Linked DNA regions of Homo sapiens: region 2 is linked to region 1. The links are chromatin loops, found by intact Hi-C in ENCODE. Cell type or tissue: Calu3. All regions are shown on one strand. Each heading gives the region's core, and the rest is flanking DNA. Links, peaks and the distances in the headings are about the cores only. Region 1 has its middle 660 kb from the start of SLC16A7. Region 2 has its middle 580 kb from the start of SLC16A7.

The links. A loop is a pair of places that touch in the nucleus more often than their neighbours do. Peaks named below come from ENCODE experiments on the same cell type or tissue, not always from the same donor. Only the 100,000 strongest peaks of a DNase experiment are listed, where the experiment ranks them.
Region 2: it touches region 1 in a loop (4-fold over the local background); 1 of 110 quality-filtered maps calls a loop at or near these places.

The regions. Positions count from the first base shown.
Region 1 is chr12:60,254,801-60,260,197 of GRCh38, reverse strand. No RefSeq gene overlaps it. Among named protein-coding and RNA genes, the nearest start is that of SLC16A7, 660 kb to the right of the region's middle. In Calu3, for the core only: no CTCF peak of the experiment used is centred there; a DNase peak (open chromatin) is centred at 2,907.
Region 2 is chr12:60,169,933-60,175,329 of GRCh38, reverse strand. No RefSeq gene overlaps it. Among named protein-coding and RNA genes, the nearest start is that of SLC16A7, 580 kb to the right of the region's middle. In Calu3, for the core only: no CTCF peak of the experiment used is centred there; DNase peaks (open chromatin) are centred at 1,529 and 2,519.

The DNA.
Region 1 (5,397 bases), core at 59-5,058:
AATGTTATGAACATAGAGTATGGCACTAGATTTTTCACTTTAAAAAGACAGCATGAGTTTACCTACATAACAAACTTGCCATGTACCCCGATCCTAAAAAAAGTTAAAATATTATTAAAAATAAAGAGAGCACACATTTTATGCATTCATAGAAATAAGTAAGAGTCAATAATAGAAAGGTATACATATTTTAATAGTCTTTTGCTTGTGTTCCCAACAGGATAAGTTATTGACAATGAAACAATTTGTCTTAAATATTCTATTTTATATTTCTTCAAAAACGTTGTCTCAACAGCTTGACATTTGAAACTACTAATGATTATACTCACATGATACTAAAACCACTTTTATAATTGCTTCTAACCAATTTTTCTATATTTGCGATGGCTTTAGCATATCCTCTCTATCTTAAGTCTAGAAAAGTAATAATTAGACTCTATCCTTAACCCTTTTTTATTTTCATACTTTTTAATCTGATTCCATGTACATGTTGTCAGTTTACTATTTGCAACATCCAGCTAGAGAGTTAAATAATTTTTATCCTCCCTCATTTTTTATGTGGGGAACAACAGGCTTTGTGACAAGTCAAATGTTCCAAGCTAATGAATGATAGCTCCAATATTAGAATGCAATTATATCGTTCAAATTACACCTCAAATTAGGGTTTCATATAGCACGGAAGTATTGTTTGTTCTAGTTTGTTCTTCCTTGTGACTCATTTCTCTCATCATTTGTGTAATTTCTCAAATCAAGAGGCCATAGTAAGCATGAAAACCACATTATACCAGTTCCACCCTTCCATTAGTGTATTTATAGGCCCCTGTTATGTCATAGAATGAAATGATGCTTGAAATCATGAGCAAAACAAATGGACTAGACATATTTCCAACAGCGTGTCTGGTATTTCAAACAATTGATAAAATTCAGTTTCAACTTACACATGTATTATAAAATGTAAGATGCACATCTTTAAAATCTCTAGGATAAACAGTTCTCAATTATAACCGCATTATTAGTAATAGCTGTTTAAAAAAAAACTCAAGAGAATTCTCTCATGAATCTCTTCAAAGACAACCTGTTTTTATTCCACAGGAAGCCATGGAACACTGCACCTTGTTTCTTTAATGGCTACTTAATTTTTTAAGAATTGTAACACACTTCCCTTAAGTTCAAGTCACTTGCAGTTTTCTGTATAGCAGAGTAAAGGGTCCAACATCAATACACAAAGAACTTCTTTTTAAGTCTATAATCAATAGTTGCCAATGATGAATAAACATCAATTATTAACAATGGTTGTGGTTTAGGTTGTTTTACTTATGTCTGCCTTTAAAGCACTTATAATGGATTGCCACTGTCAAGTGCATCCATTAAACAGAGTTCACTCTTGCTGAAAGCACAGAGAAGGGGCAGAATTGTGGACAAGAGATGTTTACCAATCCCAGCTTACCCCTCTTTTATTAAAAAGCTTACTCTTTTTAATATAGTAAAAGTCCTTAATTACAGATGAATTTCTGCTACCCTATTTATAAAAGAAAGAGTTATTAGGATTATTACATATATACAGATTTTGTTGCACTTACAACAAATTCACCAGAAGATCAAAATTTGCCAAAGATTACACATTCTATTTTTCCGTAGAACATTTTCAAACTAAGAGTCAGGAATCTTGATTGGAATGAGGAAATGAATTACAAACTGAGTTCAGATAGAGTCTTGTTTAAGGCAGCGCATGAAAGCTTAATGGTATGAAGGGATAATACATAATTTTTTAGATGGGATTATTTAAAAACTCAGAGGACATCTATGTGAAGCAAATATTCAGATCAAACTTTATCCAAAATATCAATACCATGTTAGGAAAAAAAGACTTTGAAAAGGACTCACACGCATTTCAAAACTAGAAACCCAAGTAGGAGAACAAGAGACAGGCAAATGTTAAGAAATCAGTCACCATCTTGATTTCATACCAGGAGAGAAAATGGGTCAAAAGAGTAAAAAATAACGAAGAAATAAGCTACGGGACAAACACATAAATGTGCTTCTCTATGAACAATGACAAAGGAGATAGAACTATACTGAGTAAATTATGTGATGTTGAGATTAATCATCATGTGTACATTATCACTAATAATCAATTATATTACCAGTAACTGTAGTTTATGTGCTGGCTTCTTGCTTGTTTTCTCTTATATAAAGTATTTTATTTAATTCTTAACCTTGTATAGAAACTATTATGATAACATTTATTCTATGTGGGAAAACTACAATTCAAAGATGTTTAGTAACATGACCAAAACATTGCAGCTAGAAAATGAATAAAGCACAGTCAATTCTGTTGCCTCTTATTTGTGATCTAACATTCGTGTCTTCGATAGCAGACACTCAAGAACAAGAGTGTAACTCAAAATGCAATGTTTGATGTATATTACAATTTGCACTCTTCCCAATATCTTATCTCTTGTATGCATAGAATTGCATTAAAATTTTAATACACAGCATTTAGAGACCTCAATTTATGAGTTGGTATGTAATATCAGAATATATTTTCTCATTGTCAAATTCCAACTCTTCTGAAGTTCTACTAACAGTAGAATTTCTACTAAAAGTAGCAGCTGAGATTGTAGGTAGCATATAGCTCCTTGACCTGAAACACATTTTCTTCCAAACATTTCTTTCTTTCTTTTTTATTTTTATTTCTGAGATTTTGGTGCACCATCACCCAAGCAGTGTACACTGTACCCAGTGGATAGTCTTTTATCCCAGGCTAGTCTCAAATTTCTGAACTGAAGTGATTCTCTCACTTTAGTCTCCCCAAGTAGCTGGGATTTTAAGCATGAGCCACCATGTCTGGGCCATACTTTCCTATGATATGATTAGGGTCTCTGACACATAGCTCTGGAATTCAAGGTTTAGTAGACACAGGCTGCCCTCTTGTGCTTTCCAGCTTACTTTATTCACTCGAAAACCCACTGAGCATACACAACTGGGAGTTTCAAAAGGAAGATTTTTGTCCTCTCAGGAGATTTTGTCTCTCTATATTCTGCCAAGCAATTAGACATGTTGGACTTTCACAGACATTCTTCTCTGAAAGTTCCCCACAACACCTTCTTTCTGCCAAGGTTTGCTGGTTCTAAATACTTTAATGTTAGTTGATGGGCTTAATCATTTACATTCTTCCAGACACCACTGGTTTTATTGAATTGTATAAAGTATTTTTTCCACTTGTAATAATTTATTGACATAGATTATCACTGAAGTATGTATTGTGGAAATAAGATTTAAACATAACTGATAAGTACAAATAAAACAGACCTTTTCACAGTGTCAACACAATTTTTAAAATCAGATTGACAATGATTTAGAAATTTGATTCAAATATGCTACTCTTTTATGTAAATACCCCCAGTTTTTTGGTTCTTATTTGTCTGAACAAAAAAAAAATGCAGAGTCATTTGAAAATATTCAAGTATAATTTCCCAGACAAATAAAAGTTTCAATGTCAAGTTGTTTCTGGTCTCAAAGGTCTATTTAATTGAAGTTTTAGGGCTCAACATTTCTCTTGGATTTTATCAAACCTAGTCTAAACCAGATATCGATATCTGGAGAAGTAGATTAGTTTTAAAAAAAACTGAATTTATTGAAAAATGTGAATTTATTGTCTGTAGGATTCACCCACTTAAGTGTCTGTTGGAATAAAGAATGAAGCCTAATCAAGATAAAGAATCAGTTAATTTATCTAGGAGAAAACCTTCTTTCAAATGGTTTCAGTACAAACTTTGCTTATTTCATTGGCCTTTATATATAACGTAGTTAATCTCCAAACATTATAAATAATGAAACCTAATATCCTGATAAAATCACATTGAGGCTATATTTTCAAATGTCTGTGCTATATAGTATTTAGTTTGAAGGTTAAATCATTGCTTAATTTCTCCAAGATTAAAGATCTAAAATGTTTGCTTTCAGAAAATACAGAAGAAAGTGCCTTCCTATTTACCTTTGGGAATATTAAGCATTTAACAGGAGAGAGCATGTATTAGAAAGACTGAGAGTGTGTTATCTGAACCTTTGCTTTGTGGTCAAATGCTTTTTGCTGTAAACTGAAATAGCTCTATAAGACTCGATAACACATCACTCTAACAGGATCAAACATAATCAGACTTGTATCTAATCAACTTCTGAGAATTAAAAGATTTCTAAAACATTTCTTAAATTGATAAAACATTTTAAATTGCTAAGAGTTAAATGAGAATGGAAACTATTTTTTTCTTTGCAACACAAATTATAACAATTATATTTTGGAAAGGCAATTAAAACTTCCTAAACATAAAATATCTCCTATAACATTAATTATTTAAATTCCATATAGCTGGTTATGAAACATTCTATCCTATTAAGCTTTTTCAGTAATACTCACTACATTGAAACACTATGTAAAGAAGGAACATGGGGAACAAACATGCTATTTAGGACAAAAAGACAGCATTTGATCATTTTATTTCGAATTTGTTCAGTTTCTTGAGTTCATAGGATTATATCTGTTGCCAACTTGTGGAAGTGTTTAGGCTATTATTTACTCAGAAACATTTTCCAGCTCCACTCTTTTCTCCTCTTTTTCTAAGACTGTGGTGATGCAAATGTCACATACGTAATTATAGTCCAAAATGTTCCTAAGATTGTTACTTTTTAGTCTAGGTTCTTATTGCTGTTTATATTGGGTAATTTCTATTTTAGTTGTTATCTTAAGTTTACTAATTCCTTCCTTTGTATACCTTATTTTGTTTTTGAACCAATCCACTCATTTAAGAAAATATACTAAATTTTTCAGTTATAAATTTTCAATTTAATAGTTTATATCTTCTGTTTCTTTGTTGAGACCTTCTATTTTGTAATTCATCTCAGGCATTCTTATGATTGCTTATGTAGGCAGTTACATGACAGATGCTTTGACACCCTTGAAAGGCAGTTTTATAACTCTATAACCTCAGTGTTGTCATCTGTGATTATCTTTTCTTGTTCAAGTTGAGATTTTCTTGGTATGTCGTATAATAAGAAAGTTTTATTTGAAATCTGGAAATTGTGAGTATTATATTGTTGATCTTATTTATATCTTCTGATATAGCTGGTCCCCTGTGACACTGATCAATCAGAAGAAGGAGTAAGAGAACCATACTGTTATTGGCAGATGGTTTTGGTAGTTAAGGTTCCCCATGGGGCCAACGTTGACATTCCTCATTTATACTGAGGGGCTTGGGTTTTCCAGCTCTCCGCTAGGCTCCCACTGGTACTACCTGGTTGAGAGAGGCAGCAATGCCACCTTTTTTTTTTTTTTTTTTTTTTGAGACAGAGTCACGCTCTGTCGCCCAGGCTGGAGTGCAGTGGTGCGTTCTCGGCTCA
Region 2 (5,397 bases), core at 130-5,129, 85 kb after region 1:
AGAATTTCTTTGAACACTTGCTGAGAAATTATCTTCTCTAGCAGTGGGAAACAAATGACAGGAATGAGAAGTATAACTCAAATTAACTATATTTTTAACCATTTTTAAGCACTTTTAACAATTCCTACTGCTAAATGTCCTGAGCTTCCACTTAATGCTGTGAATCAGTGCTGTCTAGCAGATGTTAACAGAGACTTCCTTAGACTGATGGAAATACAGCGTTCCCAGAAGTTCCCATGTGCCCAGAATCTCATTGCTAAATAGCTTTATAAAAACATACACTAAGGGGCAATTTTCTTAGTCTATTTCCAAAAAGAATCAGAAGCACTAAATCTTAGGACTGAAGGCTCAAGATTATAGGCCAACTTGATGTGCCAGAGTTGTATAACCTAAAGGAAAGATACTGCCATGAAAAGGATGCATGATCCATTGATTGCACTGGAGGTAATTGGTGATTAAGTAAATTTTATGTGCACACCAACCTCTTTGCAAAATGTCTTATTATGTCCAACACATTAGAAACCATGAATCAACATAAAAACAATAATCTCCAAAAATAATGAGAAAAAAACTAAATTTGTGCTAGGTTGAGTCAGAATTAGATTTTTGGCAAGAATTTTAACTAGAGGAGTGTAACATGAGGAAAAACAAACACAAATGCTATGACTTGGTGGTTAACTGATAGAATAAGGTTCAGCCTTTTGGTGGGTACATGTCAACACCTTGACCAAGTCTCACTTAAGAAGAATGAAGCATAAGGTCCAGATGAGAGAAAGCAAAAGGAAAACAGTTCTGAAGAAGCATGACCTCTTTAAAATTGTGAGGTAGGTGACTGTTTAGGGGTTAGAGAGAGAGCCACACCTGAATAAAGCTTGCCTAATTTGGACAGAAGTTGTCTATCTGGTATATACATTCTAAGTTTTTGAACTTCAGTTTCTTTTTCTGTAAAATTCTGTAAAATATTTCTGTAAAATACACATGCTCTCTAATGTTTCTGTGTGATAGGCAACTGAGATAGTGCATGAGAAATAATATGAAAATTAGAGAAAACACTAGTTACAGAACTGGGGGAGAGAAGTATAATGTCAGTGTTGTAGTGAGAATTATGTAATGTTGGAGAGCACAGTAAAGTGCCAGTACAACGAACTCTGTAATAAAATGAAATACAGTTTACCTAAGTTTTCTGTTTCTAATGCATCAAGATTGTGAACAAAATATAATGATCGAATTTCCAGTATTTTACTGGTCTGCAAACAAATTTTATATTTATCTCAATTCATTTTAAATGTGGAAGATCATCACCATTTTTATATTATTTTCTGACACTTTTTAAAAAGGTGCTAATGGCCCAGGTACAGTGGCTCATGACTATAGCTCCAGCACTTTGGGAGGCAGAGGCAGGCAGATCCTTTAGCTCAGGAGACCAGCCTTTCTCTACGAAAAATTAAAAAAAAAAAAAAAAGTTGGGTGTGCGCCCTGTAGTCCCTGCTACTTAGGAGGCTGAGGTTGGAGAACTGCTTGAGCTGGGAGGCAGAGGTTGCGGTGAGCCGTGATTGCGCAACTGTCTCGAAAAAGGAAGGAAAAAAAAAGAAAAAAATACTAACGGTAAAATATCAAAAATTGTTGATTAAATTTACAAAGCATCAACAATTATTAAATTAAATTAACAAAGAAATTAATGTGGCAATTAAATTAACAAGTAAAGGATCTACAATTATTGAAAGATACTGTTTATTTAAAAAATAAAACTAAATATGGGTGAACAAACAGCTCTGAAATTAACTGCCAATTAAACATCTAAAATTATGACGAAATAGAGATTTCACTCCTCTTGTCTATTTAAGTCTAATGTGTGTGTGTAAGAGAGAGAGAGAGAGCAATTAGGCTTGACCTCCCCTTTATTGAGGTGCAGTGGCCTGCTTGCCATCTGTCATGCCCCAGATTACAGTTTATCAGCTGAATCAATTAGTTCATACAACAGAATTTGTTGCCAACCTCAGTTTTATTTTCTTACATGATCTCTTGAAAGGAATACTGTTTTACATAGACAAACCTCTTTCATGAGCAAATACCAAAATGTATACATTTGCTTTTTACACTGGGGGGAAAAACTTTATACACAGCACACCATTATTTGTGTTTGGTGTTTTGTTTGCCGCAAAGCAGCAATCATAAATAACAGCCGGTAGAGGACAGAGACTCAGCCTTCAATAATATTGTTTTGGGAATACATCACGTAGCATTGAAAATGTCATATAAAATTCATATCCATAGCTGTTTACAGAGGGAAGAAAGAACATTTGTACTTTGCAATGCTAGCACAATTCTCCAAAACATTGAGAAAAATGCCGCATGTTCTGTCTTTTTTTCACACTTATTTTTGGTATCCGGAGCTATGTTTCAGGGTTATATTGATTTTCATTCTGGCTGTGGTTGATTAATGTTTCAGGAAGTAGTCAGGTGCATTAGTGTAGAGCTGAATAGAAATACCAGTGCACTTTCTCAAGTCAAAGTAGGGTGGGCGGGATGCGGCAAAACCAACCCACCTACTGATTTCATCTGGTAATGTGTCCACACAATAAAATGAATCTCTAAAAGTGACAGCCACACAGACTGGTTAACAGGAAGCTTGACACACTTTTCTATGCTTGCTATTGTTATTAACAACCTGTCAGCAACTTCTAGCAACCAATAAAATGCTAATGTTTTGTGAGAATATTAGTGATCTTTTCTTTTTTTTTTAATTTAGTCTCTAAGTTAAGTATGTTCACCTTATAAATTTACTTCCCAGAAGGTACATTCTTTAGTAATTGTTTTTTCTTGATAAGGATTTCTGACTCATTATAGGAAAACTGCAAATGTAATAGTTAAGGAATGATTCCACTGTAGTAACATTTTTCATCCTGACCCTATTCCCTGGTTGAGAAATTGCTCATCAGTTTACTGTTTTCTATTTGCTCCTTTGCCAACTGCATTTTTCTATTTTAATAGCTAATTTTCCACCATCCACAATTCTCTCTTTCATATCAGGTGGCTTTTTCATTATATGACTCTTACACGATGCTTACAGATTTCTCTGAAACTATTAAAATGTCCAACATATGTCATTCAGATAAACAGTCACACCTAATTATTATGACTTGCAAACTTCCATTAATTTCTGAGAAGGAAACACATATTGTAGAAATAACAGATAACAATTTAGACTCATTGATTATTATGGGTTTGAAAACATTACATTTTATATAAAGAAATATTAATGATAGAAAGAATAAAAATGCATTTAGTAAAACAGACAGGAATCCAATCCAGTTGTAATCAAAAGTTATTTTAGCACTTTGGAAGAAATCAACACTTTTTTGTAATCTTTGGCAGTTTGCACATTTGCTAAAATTATACAGCTTACAGAGAACATGATTAAAAATCCAACTTAAAGATGTCTTTAATAGTGCCAAAGAATAATTAACTTAAAAAGGTCCAGTAGCCAAATAATAATGAATGAAAAATCTATATGTGTAATAAATGGAGGATGTCCCTATATTCAAGGTCAAATGCATATGCTTACCCAACACTTCTTCAGTTTTTTGAAACAATATCACAAGTTACTTTGTACCAACTAATCACCGCTTTGATGAACAGCTTTTTGTTTTCCTAAAATTGCTGAATAACAGTCATTTCTTAATGCTGTCAAAAAATAATAATGTGGCTTCTTATTCACCTCATGTATATCCAGCCTTAAAAGAATATTTCCTTTTATGTGAAGTCAATTTATTTTCTCTGAAACACCTCTTCGGGAGCCCTAAAGTTTCAATCTAGACTAATTGCTTTCTTGACATGTTCCAAAACTTTTCTCTTTACTGAAATCTCAGACTTCTTCTTTTATTGGCATTATTTTGTTGTGGTTTATGAAATATCTTCCTCTGAAGGGTATTCAAGGAAAAAAAGTGTGTGTTCTAGAATGGGTAAAAATATGTTTATTTTGACTTCATATTTATTGCATGGGGATAAAATAAAATTGTCAAAAATAATTACATTGAGGAGATTTGAGTGTTATCTCTTCTGTTCCATTTTTTTAGGTGTTCTAGATATTGTTTTTTAAATTGAGATAATTGTAGATTCACATGAAGTTGTAAGAAATAAAGCAGAGTAACACCTTGTACAGTTTATCAACTTGACCAGATGGTAATTTTTTTTTTTTTTTTTTTTTTTTTTTTGGTGACAGAGTCTCACTCTGTCGCCCATGCTGGAGTGCAGTTGCGCGATCTTGGCTCACTGCAACCTCTGCCTCCTGGGTTCAAGCGAGTATCCTGCCTCAGCTTCCTGAATAGCTGGGACTATAGGCGCCCGCTACCATGCCCAGCTAATTTTTTGTATTTTTAGTAGAGACACGGTTTCACTGTGTTAGCCAGGATGGCCTCAATCTCCTGACTTCGTGATCCACCCACCTTGGCCTCCCAAAGTGCTGGGATTACAGGCGTGAGCCACTGCGCCCCGCCCTGATGGTAATGTTTTGTATGAAACTATAGTACTATATAGTATCACAATCAAGATGTGAACATTGATAGCATTCACCAATCTTATTCAAATTTTTCCAGTTTTGATTGTGTGTGTGTGTGTGTGTGTGTGTATGTGTGTGTGGATGTGTATTAAATCCTATGCCATCGTATCACCTATGTAAGCTCTTGTCTCCACCACCACAGTCAAGATATTGAGTACTCCCATCACCACAAATATTCCTCCTATTGCCATTTAATCGCCTCTCCCTCAACTCCTCGCCACTAGAAATGTGCCTCCATTTCTAAAATGTTATTATTTCAAACATTTTATTATATAAGCAGAAACATATATCATGTAAGCGTTTAGAAGTGGATTTCTTTTGATTCAGCATAATTTCCTGAAGATTCATCCAAGTTGCTTGTGTATCAATAGGTTGTTCCTTTATATTGCTGGTTAGTAAACCAGAGTGTGTATGTAGTACAGTTTGTCTAACCATTCACCTGTTGAAGAATATCTGAGCTGATACTAGTTGTTTAATATTACAAATAAAGCTACTTATAATACTTACATACAGATTTTTGTGTGTGTGAACATAGCTTCTTATTTCTTTGGGATAAATGCCCAGGGACGCAAGTGCTGGGTCATATGGTAGCTGTATGTTTAGTTTACTTCATATTCTACCAAACTGTTTTCAAGAGTGACTGTATCATTTTAAATTCCTATCAGCAATGTATGAGCAATCCAATGTTTCTTCATCCTTCTCGGCATTTGGTGGTGTCATCATTTTTTATTTTAGCCATTCTGATAGGTGTATAAAGTCTCACTGTGTTTTTTTTTTTTTTTTGCATTTCTGTAATGAATTAACGCTGCTAAACATCTTTTCACATGCAACTTAACATC